2 separate regions of the Mus musculus genome follow, and region 2 is linked to region 1. The links are chromatin loops, found by intact Hi-C in ENCODE. Cell type or tissue: heart. All regions are shown on one strand. Links, peaks and the distances in the headings refer to the core of each region. The heading gives the core; the rest is flanking DNA.

Region 1 (10,688 bases), core at 1,123-9,122:
TAAAGGCATGTGCCACCACCTCCAGCCACATTCATTCATTCATTCATTTGAGAGAGGGTCTCTCTCTCTGGAACCTGAGGCTCACCTATTAGGTTAGAATAGCTGGCCAGTGGACCTCCGGAATCTGCCTGTGTCTGCTTCCCCGATATTGAGATTACAAGCATGTGTTCTCTTGCTTGGCTTTTCTCCTGGGTGCTAAGGATGGAACTTAGGTCCTAGCTTACACACCAAGCGCTTCACAGGCTGAGCATCTTCCTGTCCCAGCACTATCTTCATAACAGCACACCCCGACAGGACCCTCTGTCCCATTCTGTAGCCCACATTCTCTCCTTTGGAGTTCCCCCTTCCAATGTTCAAACCCTTCCAATGGGAGTCGGGGGATAGTAATATTCCTGGATCCTTATCTGTCTTCGGGTATCATTTTTGGATTCTTACTCAGGCACAGAATCGTCCATTAATTTTTTTTCCTGCACTTTAGTATTGTATTCCATTGGTTTGAGTACCTGACATTCCATGTGAGGTTTTTTGTTTTGTTTTGTTTTTTCTTTCTTTTCAAGACAGGGTTTCTCTGTATAGCCCTGGCTGTCCTGAAACTCACTTTGTAGACCAGGCTAGCCTTGAACTCAGAAATCTGCCTGCCTCTGCCTCCTAAGTGCTGGGATTAAAGGTGTGCACCACCACTGCCCGGCATGAGGTTTGATTTTAATGTGACTATATCATCTGGGCAAATAATCTGCCTTCCTTCTTTGATAATTTCAAGGCTTCCCTTTCTTGTTTTCAAGTGTGGCTATGAATTTTCAAATCTGTTGTTCCTTTCCCTTTCTGTGCTTGACAGCTATGCCAGCATCTCAGCTTTCGTGATGTGAAGAAGGTTGACCATTTTGAATGACCCGTACTGTTGCGAATCACCCATTTTTTTATATCATGTTGCAAGAGTCCGATGCCTGTTGGGTCCTAGTAGAGTCTCCAGGGCTCTCTGGCCTAACTCTCTGTGATATTGATAAGCTCCCAGGGCTTTGTTTGTTGGTTGTCCTGTCTCCTTACTCCTCACCCCTCTTTGAGCCTCAGGCTGTTAGCTGCACATCATCTGCCTTAGTCAGTGTTCTATTGCTTTGAAGAGACACCATGACCACAGCAACTCTTATAAAGGAAAACATTTCACTGGGGATGGCTTACAGTTCCGAGGTTCAATCCATTACCATCATGGTGGGAAGCATGGTCACAGTCAGGCAGACGTGGTGCCAGAGATGGAGCTGACCTCCAGCTTTGCTGTCTCTGCTTCCTGACTGTGCAATGCAATGTGACCAGCCTCCTCAAACTCTTGCCAACATCCCTTCCTTGCTATGATGGCCCTCAGACTGTGAGCCAGAATAAACCTTTCTACAATATGCTTATGTCTGGGTACTTTTGCCAAGCAGCTGAGAAAAGAATGAATACTAGTTGTTAGCACTTTGTCTAGGCTCTGCCCCACAGTCATCTGGCAACAGCCAGGTGTGCCTGACTCACTATAAAAGGGGCTGCTTGCCCCCTCCTCTCTCTCTTGCCTTCTTGCTCCTGCTCTGCCTCCCTCCCCATTCCTGCTTTTCCTCTCTCCCCACTCCCTTTCCCCCTCTCTCCATGTACTCATGGCCAAACTCCATTCTCTCTTTCTCTCTCTCTCTTTTCCTTTCTCTGTCTCTACCCCCTCAACTCCCCTCCCCATGCCCTGAATAAACTCTATTCTATACGATGCCATGCCATCCTGTGGCTGGTTCCTCATGGAGAAGGGATGTCCTCAGCAAGGGCCCAAAGAGGCACCCCCTTCCCCCACACCTTACCACACACTCACCAAACATATTCCTTCTCTCCTGATCGTTTTATAAAACCCAAGATTGGGCCTCTTCTGCACTCTCCAGCCACCTCAGATGATGCCTTGGCACACAGCTGGTGCATTCTCTTGGGTCTCTGTCTCCAAGCTCAGCTATGACCTCACTTTCACAACTCACAGGAATATCCACTCGCTCTAGAAAATTATGGGACAGCCTTTTCTTTTTCCTACTAATTTAGTAAACAGAAAGAAATGTGTTCCCCTATCAATAAATATACACCATTGTAGCAATGCATTGTTGGATTCGTAAGAAAACACCAAATTAAAAGGTTTAATCTAATACATTTTTTTCCACTTCACATAAGAAAAAATAATTTGCTGGTCATGGTGGTCCACACGATTAATACCAGCACTTGGGAGTCAGAGGCAAATGGATCTGTGAGTTTAAGGTCAGCCTGGTCTGCAGAATGAGTTCCAGGACACCTAGGGAGGGATACACAGAGAAACCCTGTCTCAAACAAACAGAAAGAATGAAAGAATGAAAGGAAGGAAGGAAGGAAGGAAGGAAGGAAGGAAGGAAGGAAGAAAAAGAAAGAAAGAAAGAAAGAAAGAAAGAAAGAAAGAAAGAAAGAAAGAAAGAACAACTTTAGAGATCGATGACTTGACCTTAGATGATGGAACTCATACATTTATTTTTGTTTGGTCCTCCTTAATACAACACTTTGCAACTCCATGTTCCTCTGCTCACATAATGACTGCTCAGGCTCCAAATAATCATAAACCCATCCACATTCTCCACATGGAAAAGATACTCTTCCTCTCCCACTTACATCGGACTTGCCCTCTGTAGCTGTAAGAAAAACCTTTGTTCTCTTGAGCATTGCCTTTGCTTTCTAGGTTCCCTGGATTTGGGTTTTGGTGGTTACTGAGACAAGGTCTCACTAGATAGCACAGGCTGACCTCACACTCTGCATGTAGTCAAGGGTCAAGGCTAGTCTTGAATTCAATGATCTTCTTGCCTAGGCTTCTCGTGTGTGTGTGTGTGTGTGTGTGTGTGTGTGTGTGTGTGTGTGTGTGTGTGTGTGAAAGAGAGAGAGAGAGAGTCCATCACCGTGCCCAGTAGTATACTGCCTTCCCCACCACCTTTGAGACAAGGTTTCATGTAATCCAGGTTGGCTTTGAGATGGAGCCAAAAATGACCTTTAACTCCTAATGCTCCTCCTTCTACCTCCCAAGTGTTGGGATGATAGATGTGTGCTTCCAGGGTTTATTCGCTGCTGGGGACCGAGCCCAGAGCTTTGTGCACACTGGACTACTTTCCACCTCTGAGCCATGCTCCCCACCCCAGATGTTGCCTTACAACAGAGCTTCCGACCCGCTGTGGCCTCCACTACCAGCTCACTTCCCACTTCTCAACTTTGTTCTAGTTAGATGCTTTGATTTTCTTGGCCAGTGGCTATTTCCAGAGATCAAATCAGTAGCTGTAAAATGGATAAAACACTAAACATCAAAATCATTGACTATGTCAAACTTGAAATGCCATTGAAGACTTGGCAGGAGTGATTGTCAGTTAACTCAACTCTTCATTTCCTGGACTATGGAGTCCTAGCACTGGTCACCTGTAGTGAGCCCTATGGACAATGGGTCTGTCCCTGAGGAACTCCGGTTTCACTGATGTGTGGGCAGGGGACAAAGGGTATATGCCCAGTAGTTTCACACACAGGCCAGATTGGGCAGGGGGTGTCACACCCACATGTCTGAAGACACACACCATTTTGAGTTGTGGGGTGGGGAAGCTGATGAAGGGCCCAGAAATGGACTTAAGACCTCTGATGTGTCCCTGTATCCTTCCCATGTCCCCCTGCTTTAGGGTTTCCTGTATAAACTTTTGTATACGGCTCTCCTGGAAGTGCCAAGGGAGAGTCCAGCCACCATGCCCTCCCTGGTTCGACTGGGACTCTTACTGGCCACCAAGGTTACAACCCAGATTCCACTCCACCCCTGCCTTCAAAGTAGGCACGGGTACTTCGGGCTTCTTTTTTGCTGGAGTCTAAGAATCCTGCCAGTCATGGCTGGCGAAGTGAGGTAGGCACAGGACAAAGCAGGAATCAAAAGCAGTCTGGGATTTGAGAGGACCTGGCTGTCCTCTGGGCCTCTCCTAGTAGCTTCCCCTAACCCCAGACTGCACCCTCCCCTTCCTGTTCCCCTTCCTCCCCGAGCTCTGAGCAGCCAAGCTTAGCTTCCAGTCAGACTTTCCGGAAATCCCCTACCCAATTTCCATCTCCTGAAACAAAGACTCTCCAGAGGCTTTGCCCATTGTCCTTGGGACAGGAACAATGAAAGGGCGGAGTCGCCTCCGGCTGCGGGGCTGGCTCTAGTCCTGGCTGGTCTCCTGTTAAAGCATTGGCCAGAGCGCAGGGTCCCACACTTAGGGGCACAGCCTGCAGCCTTTCTTCTTCTAGCTGAACCTCTGAGTCTCAGGGCTGTAGCTGGACACCTGCCGTGCCTCCCGCAGGCTTAAAGTGGCCCCCGCTGCCTACTAAATCCCCTTCGTCCCAGGGGCTATTCTGCTCTTGCCCACCCCCAACTCAACGTCCAGTCCAGCTCCTCTGACCCTGGGGGGACCCGGCCCCTTCCCTACGGCTCGCCTTGCGGGGTCGGGTCACAGGAGGCCGGAGGATTCCAATGTGCAAATAAACACAAGTGGCTTTGATCAGGGCGACTGGCACAAGAAAAACGAGCGCCCTGGTCGCCAGAAAGGGGCGCTTGAAAGCGGGCTGAGGAAGAGCGCGGGGGAGCTCTATTCCTTTCGCTGCTCTGAAAACCTATTTTGTTTGAAAAAGAAAATAGGCGATCCTGGGAGAGGGCCCCCGCCAGGCATTTCAGACTTTCCCTGGAACCGAATATCCCATGAGTGGTTCTTTCTGTTCCCAGTAGGGGGTGGGCTGCCTGGACCCCACCCTCCCTGGAGGCCTCGCCTTTGGAACATCTCGGGTGCCCTAGGGAGAGACAGAGGCAGAAAGGAGCTGGGCTGGGGTGGGGTTGCAGGCTGGGAGGGGGCCGGGCCTATTGTCTCCCTGGGCACCAATCCACAGCCCCAGGCAGCTTAGAGAGGGCAGACAAAGGAGGGAATGGGAGGCACAAAGGGGCGCGGAATGAAACGGTAAGTAAAGGCAAACAAAAGTGAACCAGGGAGACAAAAGCTGGGAACAATATTCCCCAGGCAATAGGCTCTGGGAACAATAGGGACACTGACAGCCCCACAAAGACACCAGTGTCTCCAAGTAGACGTTATCTCAGGCAGTGGTTGGCAGCCCCGCTCTGGCTGCAGCTATTTTCAGTGCCGCTTTTGTGCCATGCTGAACAATATTCCTTGCATGGCTGCTGATAGAAAGATGAGAAGGTTTCTGTTTGATTCTCTCCTTCCTTCCCTCCTCCTCCCCCAGTTCCAGCCCTACCAGCTCCAAGGCACTGCAAGCCCAAGGCACTGGCCCCATCGGGGCTGTGTGCTTTGTGTGTGTGTGTGTGTGTGTGTGTGTGCTGGAGAAGACCCAGGCAGCAAGCCAAGAGGGTCTCTTGCAGCACTTCCGCCTGCCCTCCGACTGCCCAGGGCCACGGAGAGTGGAAGACAATGGAGAGTGGGAGATTAGGGCTGGGCAAGTAGAACTTGGGAAACCCAATTACCTAAAGTAGTGAACCCTTAAAGAGACCCACTTGGCATTCTTGGCCTCACTGTTGCTGGCTCTTCAGCAGAAAGGGGTCCCACCCTGCCACTCTGCTGCCTCCTCCTGTCGGTGATCCCCACCCACAGCTTCCTTCCCTTCTGTCCCTTAGCCTTGTGAGCTCCCAACCTCTCTTCCCAGCTACACCATAGCAAACCTAAGGGGTCAGCAAAGTCAACTCTAGTCTTAGGAAAGCATGGTTGTAGGATACTGGCCCCTCCTAGACCAGCCAGACTTTGCTCAAGACTGCCCAAGTCACATCCCACTGTGTTAGCCTCTCTGTGGTCAGAAACTCTGACCTGGAATTCTGACCCAGGCGCTCCTTTCTCATGGCTACTCTGCCAATGAAGAGAGTGACACAAGTCTCTTGGGATTCATTATGTATGGCTTCACTGTGGGCTTTAATGCAGCCTCACGTTACCTAACTGCTATGGATATTGTCATATTCAGGTCATTTTCTATGTGGCTCAACCCCTTTGAGGTCTCTAGCTTCCTACGACAACTTGCAACCAAACTATGGAGAAAGGCGCTGATAACAGGGTGTAGTGGGCCACACCTTTAATCCCAGCACTTGGGAGGCAGAGGCAAGTGGATCTCTGTGAGTTCAAGGCAGTCTGGCATACACACTGCGTTCTCGGACAACCAGGGAAAGAAAGAAAAGACAAAAGGGAAGGGACTGATAAAAACCTAAGAAACCAAAGGCTGTCATGAAGCTCTGCCATCAGAAGGTCCAGCTTTGTCAATGTGTTAGTGCCTGGGAGGCAGACGACACCTGTGCCTCTGCTGGCCAGCACCTGGCTTTGTGTTAAAACAGTGAGCACTCACGGAGGAGGGGCAGGACTGCAGTAGGTAGGAAACCAGAACTTCAGCTTAGCTGGTAGCTCGAATGCTGAGTCTGTGCTCTCAGCTCCAGCCTCTCCCTGTGAGAAAAAGGTACCCACAGGCTCCTCAGAAATGCCTTACCTGCATCTGCTCCCAAACCAACCCCTAAGACAAGAGCTCACCAAGAAGCCCAGCTGGACTCGAACTTGTCATTACTCTGCCTCAGTCCCCTGAATGCTGCCTATATAGGTTTATGCCACCACTCCTGGAAGGGATTTACATGTTAGCAAGATTCTCCTGTGACATAATTCCTGTGTACTGGGTGGCAATCTAGCAATTCGCTTCTATTTGTCATCTGACTAACACATACAGACACACACACACACACACACACACACACACACACACACACACACAGAGCATCTTTACACTCAAAGCGTGCTGTGGAAGGATAAACCCTGTTAGGACTTACCTCCTTGTATGAGCCTCTGATGATTGTTTTTGTTTTGTTTTGTTTTGTTTTTGGTTTGGTTTGGTTTGGTTTTTTTGAGACAGGGTTTCTCTGTGTAGCCCTGGCTGTCCTGGCACTCACTCTGTAGATCAGGCTGGCCTCGAACTCGAGCTCAGAAATTCGCCCGCCTCTGTCCCCCAAGTGCTGGGATTAAAGATGTGCGCAACCATGCCCGGCTGATGGTTGATTTTTAATGTGTTGTCAACTTGACTGGGACAGGAAGTGCCTAAACACTTGGTCAAACACTATTCTGGATGTGTTATTAGAAGAGATTAACACATCACTTAGAAGGCTGAGGGAAGGTTGGGGGGAGTGGTCGGCAATGAAGTACCTGCCAAGGACACAGAGACCAAATAACAGAAATAAAAACCATGATTGAATGACGGTGACTGCAGGAGTGGACCTCACTGACTAAAAACTTGAAGAGAACAAAGGACTGAGAAGGAGGGTCCTCCTACTAGGGTCCTCCCACCAACTCCCACCAGCACACCATACTGGCTGCATCACCTGCCTTTGCACTTTAACTCACTGGTTCTCAGTCCTCAAACTTTTGACCATTGGACCTGACTTCACAGATTTGTCTCTTCTGCTACTCTGGCCTTGAGACTAAAACTAGAGCCACACCATTGCTTTTCTAGGTCTATAGCTTGCTGACAGAGATTTTAGGCACCCGTCCCTCCCCCTTGGTTCCGGATACTGAACCCATTCCTCTCTCTTATGTACACACCCACACCCCACTGGCTACAGTTTTTGGTGCAAAGAAATAGGGTGCTACTTCATGAATGAATACTTCAATGTGTATTTTCTTTTGTTTTTTTCTTTTCTTTTTAACAAAAAGACATTTTCTTTTTTCCTCTTCTTCTTCTTCTTCTTCTCCTTCTCCTCCTCTTCCTCTTCCTCCTCCTCCTCCTCCTTCTTCTTCTTCTCTATAAAAATTCATTTATTTTATTTATATGAGTATACTGTAGCTGTCTTCAGACACAGAAGAAGGCATCAGATCCTATTACAGATGGTTGTGAGCCACCATATGGTTGCTGGGAATTGAACTCAGGACCTCTGGAAGAACAGTCAGTGCTCTTAATCTCTGAGCCATCTCTCTAGCCCCCTTTTGGTTTTTCAAGACAGGGTTTTTCTGTGTAACAAGAGCCCAGGATGTCTGAACTCATTTTATAGACCAAGCTGGCCTCCAACTCACAGAGATCCTCCTGTTTCTGCTTCCTGAGTAAGGGAATTAAAGGCATGTGTTAGCAAGCTTGCCAAGTGTGTTTTCTTGTTGTTATTTTTGTTTTGTTTTGTTTTGTTTTGTTTTGTTTTTGTTTTTGAAATAGGGTTTCACTCTGTAGTCTTGGTTATCCTGGAATTCACTGTGTAGACCAAGCTAGCCTCAAAGTCATAAAGATCTGCCCGTCTCTGTCTCCCAAGTGTTGGGATTAAAGGTGTGCTTCAGACAAGGGACGATTCAAAAAACTTAAGAACAGTAACACATGTTTATAATTCCAGTTTAGGAGCAGAGGCAGGAAGATCATGAGTTCAAGACCAGGTTGGGCTATTTAGTGTGGTGATAAGAGAGCTTGCCTTCATGTGGCCCTGGGTACATGATGCCCTGGATTTTACCCTTAGGCTTGCATAAACAAGCCATGGTGGCATGATGGCATACGCTCAGGAGATGGAGACAGAAAGACAAGAAGTCTGAGGTTAACCTCAACTATGTGGTGAGTTCAAGGCTAGCCTGAGCTACAAGTCTAGTCTTAAGGGGGAAAAAAGAAGAAGGAGAAGGAGGAGTTGGAGGAGGAGGAGGAGGAGGAGGAGGAGGAGGAGGAGGAGGAGGAGGAGGAGGAGAAGAAGAGGAGGAGGAGGAAGAGGAGGAGGAGAGGGCTAGGCTGGAAACACAGTTCAGCTATTAAGAACAGGCACTGTGCAGAGGCAGGTGGATTTCTGAGTTCGAGGCCAGCCTGGTCTACAGAGTGAGTTGCAGGACAGCCAGGGCTACACAGAGAAACCCTGTCTCAAAAATCCAAAAAAAAAAAAAAAAAAAAAAAAAAAAAAAAACAGGCACTGTTCTTCTACAGGACCCAGGTTAGATTGCCAGCACCACATGGCAAGCTCCCAACTGTTAGAAATGCCAGTCCTAGGGGATCCAACTCTGCTGGCCTCCACAGGCACTACACGGATGTGGTACAAACTTAAATTCATAGAAATAAATAATAATAATAAGTAAAAGATTAAAGAGGGCATCAGAGCTACCTTCTTGATGTCCAGGGTGAAGCTACTGCTCTAGTTTCAAGATAGACTTGGTCTAAAGCTTTAAATGGTCCCTTAGCAGTGAGATGCTACCCAGTCGTGTTTCTGGAGTGTAGACCTACCTGGCTGAGCTGTGGAGGAGACCGCTGTCCAGTCTGAAAGGCAGCATCAAGCCAAAGAGAATTGCCCATGAACCATACCATCCAGCAGAATGCACCTGGGATGGCTGGGGTCTTTGCTTCATTTTACTTTTTTCTTTTGGGGAATGCAAATGACTCCTATACATCTCGGACTTCACATATTCATAGATGGAGAATGATTTTGTCTCTGGCTTTGTTAATTCCAACCTACCCACTTCCTCCACCTCATTCTCCCCAGCTCTCCACCACCACCAAGGGCTCTGGCCCCTAGCCCATGGTGCTTGTAGGAGGCAGCATCATCTTGATGAGGTCAGGCATAGCTGAAAAGTGTTAGATCATTGGTGGTGGTTGTGGGGTGCAATTGAAAAGAATTATAGGATACTGCTCACTTGATACCCACATACCCTGTCTCTTTCTCTCTGTCTCCTACTCTCCCCTTATTGGCCATTCTGAGATAAGGACGTTCTGCCCCATGACAGGCTCCAAAATTCAGGAGGCCAGCTGAGCCAGGGCTCCTCCTTGGGAGCAGATTCGCAGCGACAGTTACAAGCTTACACTTCTTTCTCACCGTCCCTAGCTGACATGAGCCTTTGGACTCCAGGGCTGAGCTTAAAAGGGGCCCTCACTTTGAGGGCTGTTGGATGAAATAAATGTACTTGGTGTGCAACAAGGATGTGAACGGAACAAGGTGCTGTGGACTGAGTCATACTCCCTCCCGTTCCTGGGTCATAACCCCCAGTGTGACTGTGTTTGGAACAAGGAAGTACTTAAGATTAAATGAGGCTACGAGTATGGGCTCTGCAGGATTGAGATCCTGGTCAGGAGAGGACCAAGGAGTTCAGTCTTTCTGTCCTGCCTTTTGAGGACACAGAGAAGGGCTGATTAGAAGCCAAGATGAGTGCCTTGACCAGAAACCTTGGTCTGGGACTTTTAGAAGTGGGAGAAAATAAACTTCAGTTTATAAGTTTCTGAGTCACTATGCTTGGTTTTGTGGCCCCAGGACACTAATATAATCTGTAGTGATGGAGAGCTGTGCTGCACAGGATTGCAGGGCTCTGTGGTGTGTCACCACTGATGACACATGGGGCCCCATTATGACAAGAGGACAAAGGAGGCCTCTTCTGACCTCTGATATCCTTGGCACAAACAAGACAAGAGCAAAATGACCTATTTGGGGGTACTGCTGTGCACCCCAAAGTCAAACCGAGTTCCAGGCAGGGATAGGAACCAGCCACGAAGGCTCTGCTTCAGAACTCCTCAAAGGGCCAGAGAGATGGCTCAGTGGTTAAAAGCACTGACTGCAATTCCCAAAAAGCAGAGAGTTTGAGTCCTAGTACTTACATGGGGGCCCACGACCATCTGTAACTTCAGTTCCAGGGGCTCCAATGCCCCTTTCTGCCCTCTGAGGTCACTGCATGCATGTGGTGCACAGACAGATGCAGGCG
Region 2 (10,688 bases), core at 971-8,970, 110 kb after region 1:
AAAGGACACCTTTGTGCTGCTTAGCCCTCTGTACCACGTGCTTTCTATCTTGGGAGTGGCAGTGATAATTCTGTGTCTCTTACAGGACTGTGCCTCACCAGAGAGCAGTGGGTCCCCAGAACCCAAGAGACCAGCAGCTTCCGAGGCTGCTTCGGGAAGCCAGGAGCGCCTGGACTTCAACCGCAACTTACAGGAGGGTAGGCAGGATACCTGTCGGGTCAGAGGTGAGGTCTAGACTAGTCTCTGCTGGCCCTCACCCTGCCCTTCCCTGCCCTTCCAGTTGTGCCAGCCATTGAGAAGCTGCTGTCCAGTGACTGGAAGGAGAGGTTTCTGGGAAGAAGCAATGTGGAAGCTAAGGATGTCAAAGGTGCGTACAGGCCTGCGTACAGAGGGCAGGGAGGGCATCTTAGAGCCTTTCCCTTCTGGTCTGGTCTCGAACGCTAGGTAAACTGAGCCGTACCTCATGCACCTGTCCTGTGTCTTTGATCCCACCTGGTCCCACCTGAGGGTCCTCACTATGAAGGGTCCTCGCCTAGAAGACTCTGAGCAGTAGTCTGGTCCATTCCCAGATGGGGAGGCCTAGATGGATCCATTCCTGGGATCCATCCCAGCTTTCCTTCAGGACCCTTGGGGCTAGAGGCTCAGCAGTCACCTTCCAGCTCTCAGCCTACCTTGTAAGGGAGCTGACAGTTTGTACTCACTGTTACTGTTGGAGTTGAGGCTGGGCTTTCGGGATGGTAGGGAGAGCTGCTGCTTACCTCAGTGATCATTTTGTCAGTGTTCTCGACCACACCCACAGTGGGAGCTTTACATCAATGCTTCTGCTCCCCTCCCCTCTCTCCCCCCTCCCCCATTCACTGACTGGGAGTCCCAGGGATGAGGGCCTGAGCTGCATCTTCCAGAGGCATCCTGGGTATAAATGGTCCCCAGTTCAGCTGTTAGGACCAAACTGCCATATCAGACAGCCAGGTTGAAATGGAAGGTGGGGACATGAGCACACATTGCTGTCCCCAAGCCAAACAAATATCACACATTAGCACATTCATCCTCATACTAACCCTGTCAAGTGACTGTCATTGTGCCAACCAGTAGATTAAAAAAGAAAAATCCCAGGGCTGGAGAGATGGCTCAGCAGTTAAGAGCACTGACTGCTCTTCCAAAGGTCCTGAGTTCAATTCCCAGCAGCCACAATAGTGGCTCACAACCATCTGTAAAGATATCCGATGCCCTTTTCTGGTGTGTCTGGAAACAACTACAGTGTACTCATATAAATAAAATAAATCTTTTTTTAAAAAATCCCCTAAAGCACAGAGAGGTTGAAGACTGGGCTGGCAGGACCCTGAGACAGAGCACTTGTCAGATGGGTGGGTGGGCAGATAGACAGGTGAACTAACAAGAACTCCCACAGCAGCATTTCTCTGTGGAACAGGGACCCAAGAGAGCCTGGCTGAGAAGGAACTCCAGCTTTTGGTCATGATCCATCAGCTCTCTGCCCTTCGGGACCAGCTCCTTACGGCCCACTCTGAGCAGAAGAACATGGCCGCCATGCTGTTTGAGAAGCAGCAGCAACAGATGGAACTGGCCAGGCAGCAGCAGGAGCAGGTGTGCCTGGGTTGGGGCTTCAGAGTCCTCCATGGGGAAGGGTGACTGCTGAAGAGAAAACCAGGCTCTGAGAACTGGCGCCCACTCGGCTGTGCCCCCTGGCACTAGGCTCTGTCCCCTGGTGCTCTGCTCTGTCTCCTGGCACTCGCCTATGTCCCCTGGAGCTCAGCTCTGTCCCCTGGCTCTCTGCTCTGTCCCCTGGCTCTCTGCTCTGTCCCCTTGCTCTCTACTTGGCCTCCTGGGGGAAGTCAGGGGTAAGCTGGGACAGGCGCCCGAGGAGGGCCTGGGCCGTCCGTGATCCCCTTGTCAACTCCATGCCTCCCCAGATCGCCAAGCAGCAGCAGCAGCTGATTCAACAGCAGCACAAGATCAACCTCCTGCAGCAGCAGATCCAGGTGCTGATGGGAGGGGCGCAGGCCAAGGGTGGCACTGGCCCGGGGAACCATCGGGAAAGGGGTGTGGAGCAATCCCTCCTCCATGCACTGAGCCTGATGAAGAGACCATACTTTTGCTCCAGTTCCCTCCGATTCTATTGTCCTGTTTTTAGAGGGTGACCCAGGATGTCTTCCCCTGGTCCCCATTGAGATGTAAGGACAAGGAGATGGGTTCACAGATGTGATATGGTAGACAGAACCATTGGAAAACTGTTCCCACTCTGTACCCTGTGTGTACTCACCCCCCCCCCCAGGTCCTGGGCTGACCCCCCAGCTGGACAGCTCTTTGGTGCCCAGGGACTTACAGTGGGTTTCTTTGCCTTCAGCAGGTTAACATGCCTTACGTCATGATCCCAGCCTTCCCCCCAAGCCACCAGCCTTTGCCTGTCACTCCTGACTCCCAGCTGGCTTTACCTATTCAGCCCATTCCCTGCAAGCCAGGTGAGTGGGGCGGGCGGGAGGCCACAGAGGCAGCTTCCTTGACTTGAGGGAAGGAGTCCGGGGCCACAGTTTGGGATCTGCCCAGTGGAAGAACAAGTCCTTTCTGAACTTAGTCAGGAGAATGAAAAGGAAGAGTGTGCCGCCAAGCTCTCAGGAGACTCAGAAGGCTCTCTGAGGAGGTGGCGCTTGATGGTTGGGTCCTGGAGAAGGGTGATAGGATCCGTGAGGGAGAAACTGGAACTGAGGTGCGAGGCTCAGCGGGAAGGGCTTGCGTGTGAGCGGTGTGAGAGCGACAGGGATCCGGGAGGAGGCTGTGGAGGATTGGAAGGGAGTGCCTTGGAACACTTGAGCAGGGAGTGTGTTCTCTCTGGCGGCGGGGGATGGGAATGAAGGTGACAGATGGAAGGATCGCAGTGAGTTCTGGTGACAGTGCCCACAGACAGAGTTGGGACAGGGCGGACATGCTGCCTGTAAATGCCACACAGGATAAGTAGCAGTGAAAACAACTCGTAATCTACCCTCCCTGTTCCACGTGACCGAGACAGTACAGGCTCCCAGCCACAGAGCCAACCAGGCTTGCTAGCCTGAGTTCATCATCCTCAAATATCCTCCATCTTACTACCCCAACTCCACCCTGGCTGAAACTGAGTGTCCTCCTCTGAGCCCTTATCACTACCTGCTGTGCTGCTAGTGATTGATACACAGTCTTATCTCTGCTGCTTTCCTTCTTGATTCTAAGCCCAGTGAGGTAAAGTAGATAGGAGGGAGAGAACTGTCTAGGCCAAGGGATGGGTTATGGAGTCTAGACCTGGGTTCAAATCCTGCCGCCGCCGCCATTTAATTTGTTTGTGGACAGCCCGCTGAATTTACAAGGTCTGTTTCCTTACCTGTTAGGTTGTATAGAGAGCCCTGACTAATACACCTGTAAGATGAGGCTGTTGCTTTGAGTAACCCTTACGTACCATACATTTTATCTTAGAGGGGAAGCACACGCAGTAGCTTTGCCCCCTACACACAGCAGGGACAAGACCCGAGGGTGCCGTCCCTTGTGTGTGCATGGGGAGCTCTTTAGAGTGGGTTGGAAAGGGCAGGCAAGGCCATCAGCCTGCAGGGGCCATATGGGAAGAGGGATAGATGGTTCCCTGCACTACCTTAGCCTGACAACAACAGGAAAGGTTGGACCAGCTCTACACTCTGCCCTGTGGTCCTGGGGCCTGTCACTTGGTGCCTGCTATTCTGGGCTCACCTGGGACTTTGTCCCTTGCCGCTTTTCTTTCCCCAGTGGAATACCCACTGCAGCTGCTGCACAGCCCGCCTGCCCCTGTGGTGAAGAGGTCGGGGGTGGCCGCCCACCACCCCCTGCAGGTACTCCTTTGCCTACCTTTGCTGCCTGGGAGCCCCTCCCTTGCGGAGCCAATGTCCCTCTTTGCTCTTGGCTCACTCGCCTTGAGTCCTGTCTGTCCTGTGATGGGGTGGTCCTCCTTGGGTGTTTCTCATTCTCTGTCTTTTTGGGTCGGCAGGAGCCCCCACAACCACTGAACCTCACAGCCAAGCCCAAGGTACCTGAGCTGCCCAACACCTCCAGCTCTCCCAGCCTGAAGATGAACAGTTGTGGGCCTCGCCCCGCCAGCCATGGGGCTCCCACAAGGGACCTGCAATCCAGCCCCCCCAGCCTGCCTCTGGGTAAGCCTTTTCATCTGCTCTCACCTTAGACGACAGTGAGTCGTCTCACCTTAGACAGTTGAGCCAGACGCCACCTTGGGCACGGTCCTTCCCTTTCTCCGTTCTAGTTTGGGGTTTTTAAACAGTTCTAAGGTACTCCCATCACCGAGCTCCACCCCAGCCTCTGCTTTCTTAAAGCCGGGGATGAGGCTTGCTCTGAGGACGCCTCCTTCCATGGCGCCTTTGTTCTCCAGGATCAGATTAGACAGCATGGGGTCAGGCCACTGAGCTGCGCATCTGAGAGAGTTGCCTCATTCCCGACCCTTGGCACCCTGCAGCAGGCAGTCCTCAGGGAGGTGTGGGGATGGGCAGGGAGTGTACTGCCACAAGGAGACCCTTAGGTGTGACGTGGCAGGAAGCATAAATATGTGGGCTGCTCCTGGGACAAAGCCCTCGGGTCCCTGCCCTTCACTTTGTTCCCTCTCCAAACAGGCTTCCTCGGTGAAGGGGACGCCGTCACCAAAGCCATCCAGGATGCCCGGCAGCTGCTGCACAGCCACAGTGGGGCTTTGGAAAACTCCCCCAATACCCCATTCCGGAAGGTATGGGCCAATCTTCCTCTGCCCAGAGGACAGGAAGATGAAGACAGGATGACAGAGGAAGTACTCATGCCCACATTGTCTCTGTCACCTGCAGGACCTCATCAGCCTGGACTCCTCCCCGGCCAAGGAGCGGCTGGAGGAGAGCTGTGTGCATCCCCTGGAGGAAGCCATGCTGAGCTGTGACATGGATGGTGAGAGCTCTGGCGCTGGGCGCCACTTAACTCCACTAGGGCTGTGTCCGTCCCTGATTCCTTCCTCCCTCCTTTCTTGGGTCCTTCCTGGCATGTGTCTCCATTGTTCCCTGGTGTCTCTATCCGTGGGTCGTCTTCTGGTATCTTGTAACAACTCTGTGGAGCCCTGCTTCTCTGGATCTTTGCTGTGCCTGTTCTCTGGCCGTGGTGGGCCTCTGCTTACCGCTGGCCTTCGCTTCCCTCCTCATCCTCTACTTCCTGCCTTGCTAGGCCTGAGCTGACTTCTCTATGAGCCTCATCAGTGCCTCCTGGTGGCCATGCAAGGGATATCTCTGCCAGCCCCAAAGCTGTTGCCTGCCTGACTCTTACCTACCCATCCTCCAGGCTCCCGTCATTTTTCCGAGTCTCGGAACAGCAGCCACATCAAGAGACCCATGAATGCCTTCATGGTGTGGGCCAAGGATGAACGGAGGAAAATTCTCCAGGCCTTCCCAGACATGCATAACTCCAGCATCAGCAAGATCCTTGGTAAGGGCCAGGGCGTGGGTCCTCTGCAGCTCAGGGTGTTGAGCCCAGGGGACATAGCTCAGTAGGACTGGGTCTGTTTGGAGTTTTCATGCCTTATTGAATCCTGGTAGAATCTTACCAGGTGTAGCAGTTGAGATGTTCTTGGCAGCTGGATCCTAGGACCTTGTACCAGCGCAGGGCTCTTTTGGTTGTCCCTCCCCTTGGGATTTTGTGTATTCTTTACCACCTCCAAACACCCGGTGCCTCTTATGGCCTGTGCTTTGGCAGAAAATAGAGACTAGCATTGTGGACCATTGGTATAGAGACTTTGTGTCAGAGGCTGAGGAGCGGGCAGGGCCGACAAGTCTGAATAAGGGTGGTGTTTTCATGGCTGAGTCCCCTCCAGTAACTGCGCGGGTTTCTTGTCTGGAACACCAGGGTTGTTTTCGGCTTTCCCATGTCTACCCTGGCCCATGCTCTACCACTGAGCTACACCCCAGATTCACATCGGATACTTGATGGCTTGGAGTGGCTGCTCTTTCGTGAATGCCTTTGGGGCGGAGACCTCTCAGGGGTGCCGAGTTGTTTGACATGAGAATGGTACAGACTCCCCGTCATTGCCAGCCTCATCTCTTCCTGGCCCAGCATCCAGGGAGCATCCACACTTGGCCAGGCCCTTGATGAGTGCTTATGCCTTATCATTTTTGATCCCAATTGAAGACCAGGGTCCAATCAGGACTTCTAGCTAGGGCTTGGAACCTGGTGGGGTACCACGAGAGTCTGGCCCTTAGTTTTTGCCTGGTATTGGATCAGGTTCTCGCTGGAAGTCCATGACCAACCAGGAGAAACAGCCGTACTACGAGGAGCAGGCCCGTCTGAGCCGGCAGCACCTGGAGAAATACCCTGACTATAAGTACAAGCCAAGGCCTAAGCGTACCTGTGTCGTGGAGGGCCGGCGGCTGCGAGTGGGCGAGTACAAGGCCTTGATGAGGACACGGCGCCAGGGTGCTCGCCAAAGCTACACCATCCCGTGAGCAGGCCCTCCCTGGTGGCCAGAGGCGGCTTGTGGCTGCTGTGAGAGACTGGGGTTGTGTGTGTGTCTGGTCTTTGTGTGAGGCAGGCAGAGCAGCCAGCAAGGATCTGGGAGCAGAGTTGTGTGCCATCTGCCTGTGTGTGACCCCTGATGGATAATGACTGTGTGCGAGACTGGTGACTGGGAGTTGGGTATAAGACCTAAACTGGGGCACCTGCAGCCTGACAAACGCAGGGCAAATTGAGAACACCACAGGTATTCATCCCGTAGGAAGGCCCCTTATTTGACCATGACAGGCACTAGGGTAGAGTTCTGTGGTCAATGACACTAAAACAAAATAATATTCACGTGCCACCGTCCAACATACCCTCGACTCTGAGCTTTCGAGCTATAGCTGGCAGTGAATTTGGCCATCAGGAAGCACACGCAAGGGCCAGAGTATGCCGGTTACCCAGCCTGCAGGGAGGGCTGGAAGGGCTGGGAGGGCACATGGGTACATCTGTAATTGCGAATTTTCTCTGCCTCTCAGCCCGCAGGCTGGCCAGGCACAGGTGAGCTCAGATATCCTGTTCCCTCGGGCAGCGGGCTTGCCCCTGGCACGTCCACTGGTGGAGCACTATGACCCCCAGGGCCTGGACCCCAACATGCCTGTCATCATCAATACCTGCAGTCTCCGGGAGGAAGGGGAGGGCACAGATGACAGGCACTCGGTGGCCGATGGAGAGATGTACCGGTACAGCGAGGACGAGGACTCAGAGGGTGACGAGAAGAGTGATGAGGAGCTGGTGGTACTCACAGACTGATCCCCAGCTCGCTGGGCCCGGCCCGTCACCGCTGGGGGAAAGACCTTGTTCCCATCCGGACAGGCACAGCCAGCCTTCCTGAACTATCTTGGTACTTGGACTTGGGTGTGGCCAGGTGATGGGTGAAACTGCACTTGTAGATACATTCCCAAGATGGGGGTCCTCCTCTTCATCACACCTCTGGGCCCATCGGAGGAGCCAATGGCCTGGCTGGGTGGGAGTCATGTGGCCGTGGTGGACAAAGCTTGCTGAGGGTTTTAGCCCTTGGGGACAATGGCCAGGGACCACTGGATGTACTTCCTCCTGTCTGCCCACCCACTCAAGGGGATGACAGGGACACACCTGCCCCCCTGAGGTCACATGCTTTGTTTCCATTTCTTCTTGGTCCAGACCAGCCATTGTGGGACAACACACCTGCCCTACAAGCTCCCAGGTCACCCCTCTGCCACCTGGGTTACTTTGAACTCTGCAGTCTGGCTGTGCTGTCTTTTGTCTTCCAAGTCCATGTGCCTCTGGCTACTGTGTGTCTGTGCGCGGCCCACACATGTTCATCACGCCACTCTTGGCAGAAGGCATTTGCTGAGTGTCACTGTGAGCCAGGCACGCCCGTGAGCTCTGTGATGTGTGTCTTGATGCTTCTCTGGGGGCTGCTTCTGTGTTCCTTTGTCCCCACATTGCTACCTCTTTGTCAGTCTGGTGTCTCAGGTTCTGCGTATTTTCTCCCCATGTACACTTCTCCCTCTTCCTCCTCCGTCTGTCCCTGTCCCACCACACCCGCTGTATCCTCTGGGTGTTTGTAGGGCCCAGCCTGCCCCTGGGACTGGCAGTTCCTGACCCCCATGACCCCTTCCCTCCCTTCAGACTCTGCCAGTCAGTTCCCACGGAGCCATTTTTAGCTCCCAGGGCCGTGAGAGCCAGCCCAGGCCTCCAAGGGGGCTCTGCCCTGATTCCCAACGTGTGTGCCGCAGTCATGAGGATCTTTTTCTCAGTGACAGCCCTGCAGAGGGGACCCCATGGCAGCTGGTCTCCATCCCTTCTTCATGAGCTTAGGGTGGCTTCTTCCCTCCCCCCCCCCTTTCCTCCTAAATTAGCTTCCTGGTTGTATCCCAAGGAAATCATTAGCACCTAGTCAAAGATCTGGAGCTGCCCTGGGGCAGGGAAAGACCCCAAACCCCACAAGGCCAGGTGCTTCCCTCCCCACCGCTGTTGACCCTATTTCTCTCCAGACTGTTTCTTTTTATGACTGTAAACATAGATAGTGCTTTATTTTGTTACTAAGAAGATAATGATGAATAACTTAACCAGCATATTTGTTTTCTGATGGGTGTAATAAAGACCGACCATTTCAGGACGTGCCCTTTCTCTGCTGGGAGGCTGGCCTGGCCGAATTCTCGAGTCTAGCGCCAGCCAGTCGCTGCTGCCCCCTGGTGGCAGCATGTGGGAGCATCAGGCAAAGTGTCTGAAAGTAATGGCTTTGACCGGACGGAGACCTAGGACAGGCCTGTGACAGACACACTGCTGAGGGAGGCACTGCAGCAGCCTGGAGGGACAGTGGCTCAGCTCCCCCCTTCACTGAAAGGAATAAGTCTTAAAACTTCCTCATGAATCTTACCGTCTGGGAGAGGGAGTCACTTGGATCCATTGAAAGCTGTGGGCTCATTCCGCAACAGGGTTCACACACAGACACTCAGGAGGGCTCCCTGCCATACTTATCTAGTGATGGTCTTCAAAACTCCATGACCCAACACTTAGAATGGGGATCTCAAAGCCATAGTTGTGACAGAATCGTCACTGGAGGAAAGGACAGAATTCCTCAAAATTAATGGGGTTCTGTAAAGACAGGTCTTGGTTACACTCATACCATCAACATGGTATGGAGGAACAGCAGCTCTTGTAAAAGAAATGGTCCAGGTTAACAAAGGCTCTGTCCTCCATGAGGCGCGGGTGTGTGTGTGTGTGTGTGTGTGTGTGTGTGCGCGCGCGCGCGCGTGCATAGTGTATGTTCCTCACAGAGCTTGGGTTCCAAGTCCAAACCCCTTCTTTAGGAAAAGCTGCATCACCTGGAAGGGCTGAGAATCGGCCTTTGAGGATGAGGGGTCATCAGAGGAGGCCAGGGTCATCCAGCCACCACATGGGGCAAGAGGGAGAAGACTGTTTCTGGGTGGCTAAGAGATGCTCTGGGTATTGTGAGATTGAACCTGAGCTGATAGGCTCAACGTTCACTATTTTGGCTATAGACACACACACACACACACACACACACACACAAAACCTTACCTTCAGCAAAGATGTTGGGAAGTAGAGGAAACTTAACTATGGGGCAAACTTGGCATTGCAGAGGATTTCTTCATTTTACATGTGGGTGAAAGTAGATAAAGAGGGATTAAGACCACACACTGCAGGCTGGAGATGGCTCAGCAGTTAAAGAGCACTGACTGCTCTTCTGAAGGTCCTGAGTTCAAATCCCAGCAACCACATAGTGGCTCACAACCATCTGTAATGAGATCTCATGCCCTCTTCTGGAGTCTGAAGACAGCTACAGTATACTTACATATAATAATATTGAAAAGAAAGAAAAGAAAGACCACACACTGCCAAGACCCAGGGCCAGTTGATGAGGGAGTGTCTTGACTCCTGGCTCTGTCCTTCAGAGCTCTGGCTGTTTTTTCTTTCTTGCTGTCCTTACACCTTGGTCCCCTATCCGGCATTGAGGCAGGGGCCAACAAGAGACTTGCCCAGGGTTCTGGAATCTTCTTTGGCCTCTGCCTATTAATTGGCCACTAGAGGGAGCTGCTTGGCTCAAAGCCCTAACTTCACTCCAAACTCTGATCTCAGGGGAAATTAGACCCCATTATCTCGGGACTCCTCCCAGTTCCTCTTTTGGACCTCTGGCTGGTCCTATGCATTGGGGGGGGGGGGGCACTGAGCCCGACTACCAAGGGTATTCGGGTACCTTTGTCCATAGGCCTCATCTAGCTGCTGTGCCGTCACCACCCCAAATCCTCTGGCCAACTGGAACCTTATGAGAGAATCCGTGAGAAGCAGGGCAGGGCAGATGGGGAGAGGCAGGGACGGCATGTTCTGGTTCTATCAGGACAGCTAGCCACGAGCTCACCATTTGTATGCCTGGGCACGTCTTTTCCCCCAGGTTCTCCATTAGTATCCGTGACCTTGAAGGCCCCAACGAGGGTGGCCCAGAGGTGTACAGGCTGCTGTGCTTTAAGCAGGGGTGAACTCCAAAAGCACGGCGGAAGGGAGGCCAGGTCTGGCCCAGCTCCTCCACACGCATCCATACTAATCAGATCCCAAGCCACTGTCCTTCCAAGACCGTATTCCAGAAACAAACGTTTTAATGCAGAAAACCATAATCTACAAATGAATCACAGTAGGGGCCTATACCAGACTCCCTTAGG

Evidence for each region. A loop is a pair of places that touch in the nucleus more often than their neighbours do. Peaks named below come from ENCODE experiments on the same cell type or tissue, not always from the same donor. Only the 100,000 strongest peaks of a DNase experiment are listed, where the experiment ranks them.
Region 2: a loop joins it to region 1, with 3 times the contacts of the local background. A loop is called at or near these places in 11 of 42 quality-filtered maps.

The regions. Positions count from the first base shown.
Region 1 is chr1:133,486,980-133,497,667 of GRCm38, reverse strand. No RefSeq gene overlaps it. Among named protein-coding and RNA genes, the nearest start is that of Sox13, 68 kb to the right of the region's middle. RefSeq lists an enhancer at 3,607-5,799. In heart, for the core only: CTCF peaks have their summits at 4,595 and 5,587; DNase peaks (open chromatin) are centred at 4,107, 4,797, 5,317 and 5,627; H3K4me3 peaks cover 1,732 bases; H3K27ac peaks cover 2,761 bases.
Region 2 is chr1:133,380,238-133,390,925 of GRCm38, reverse strand. It overlaps Sox13 (SRY (sex determining region Y)-box 13), which reads left to right. Exons shown (of 14, transcript NM_011439.2): 3 at 86-197; 4 at 281-367; 5 at 1,430-1,602; 6 at 1,929-1,997; 7 at 2,363-2,477; 8 at 3,760-3,842; 9 at 3,998-4,160; 10 at 4,632-4,741; 11 at 4,836-4,932; 12 at 5,317-5,460; 13 at 6,253-6,469; 14 at 7,002-8,626. The coding sequence ends at 7,275. Etnk2 (ethanolamine kinase 2) reads right to left here. Exons shown (of 8, transcript NM_175443.5): 8 at 10,608-10,688. Among named protein-coding and RNA genes, the nearest start is that of Etnk2, 22 kb to the right of the region's middle. In heart, for the core only: CTCF peaks have their summits at 5,250 (motif pointing left) and 8,698 (motif pointing left); DNase peaks (open chromatin) are centred at 5,245, 7,415, 8,245, 8,795 and 1 weaker place; H3K4me3 peaks cover 813 bases; H3K27ac peaks cover 2,337 bases; H3K27me3 peaks cover 905 bases.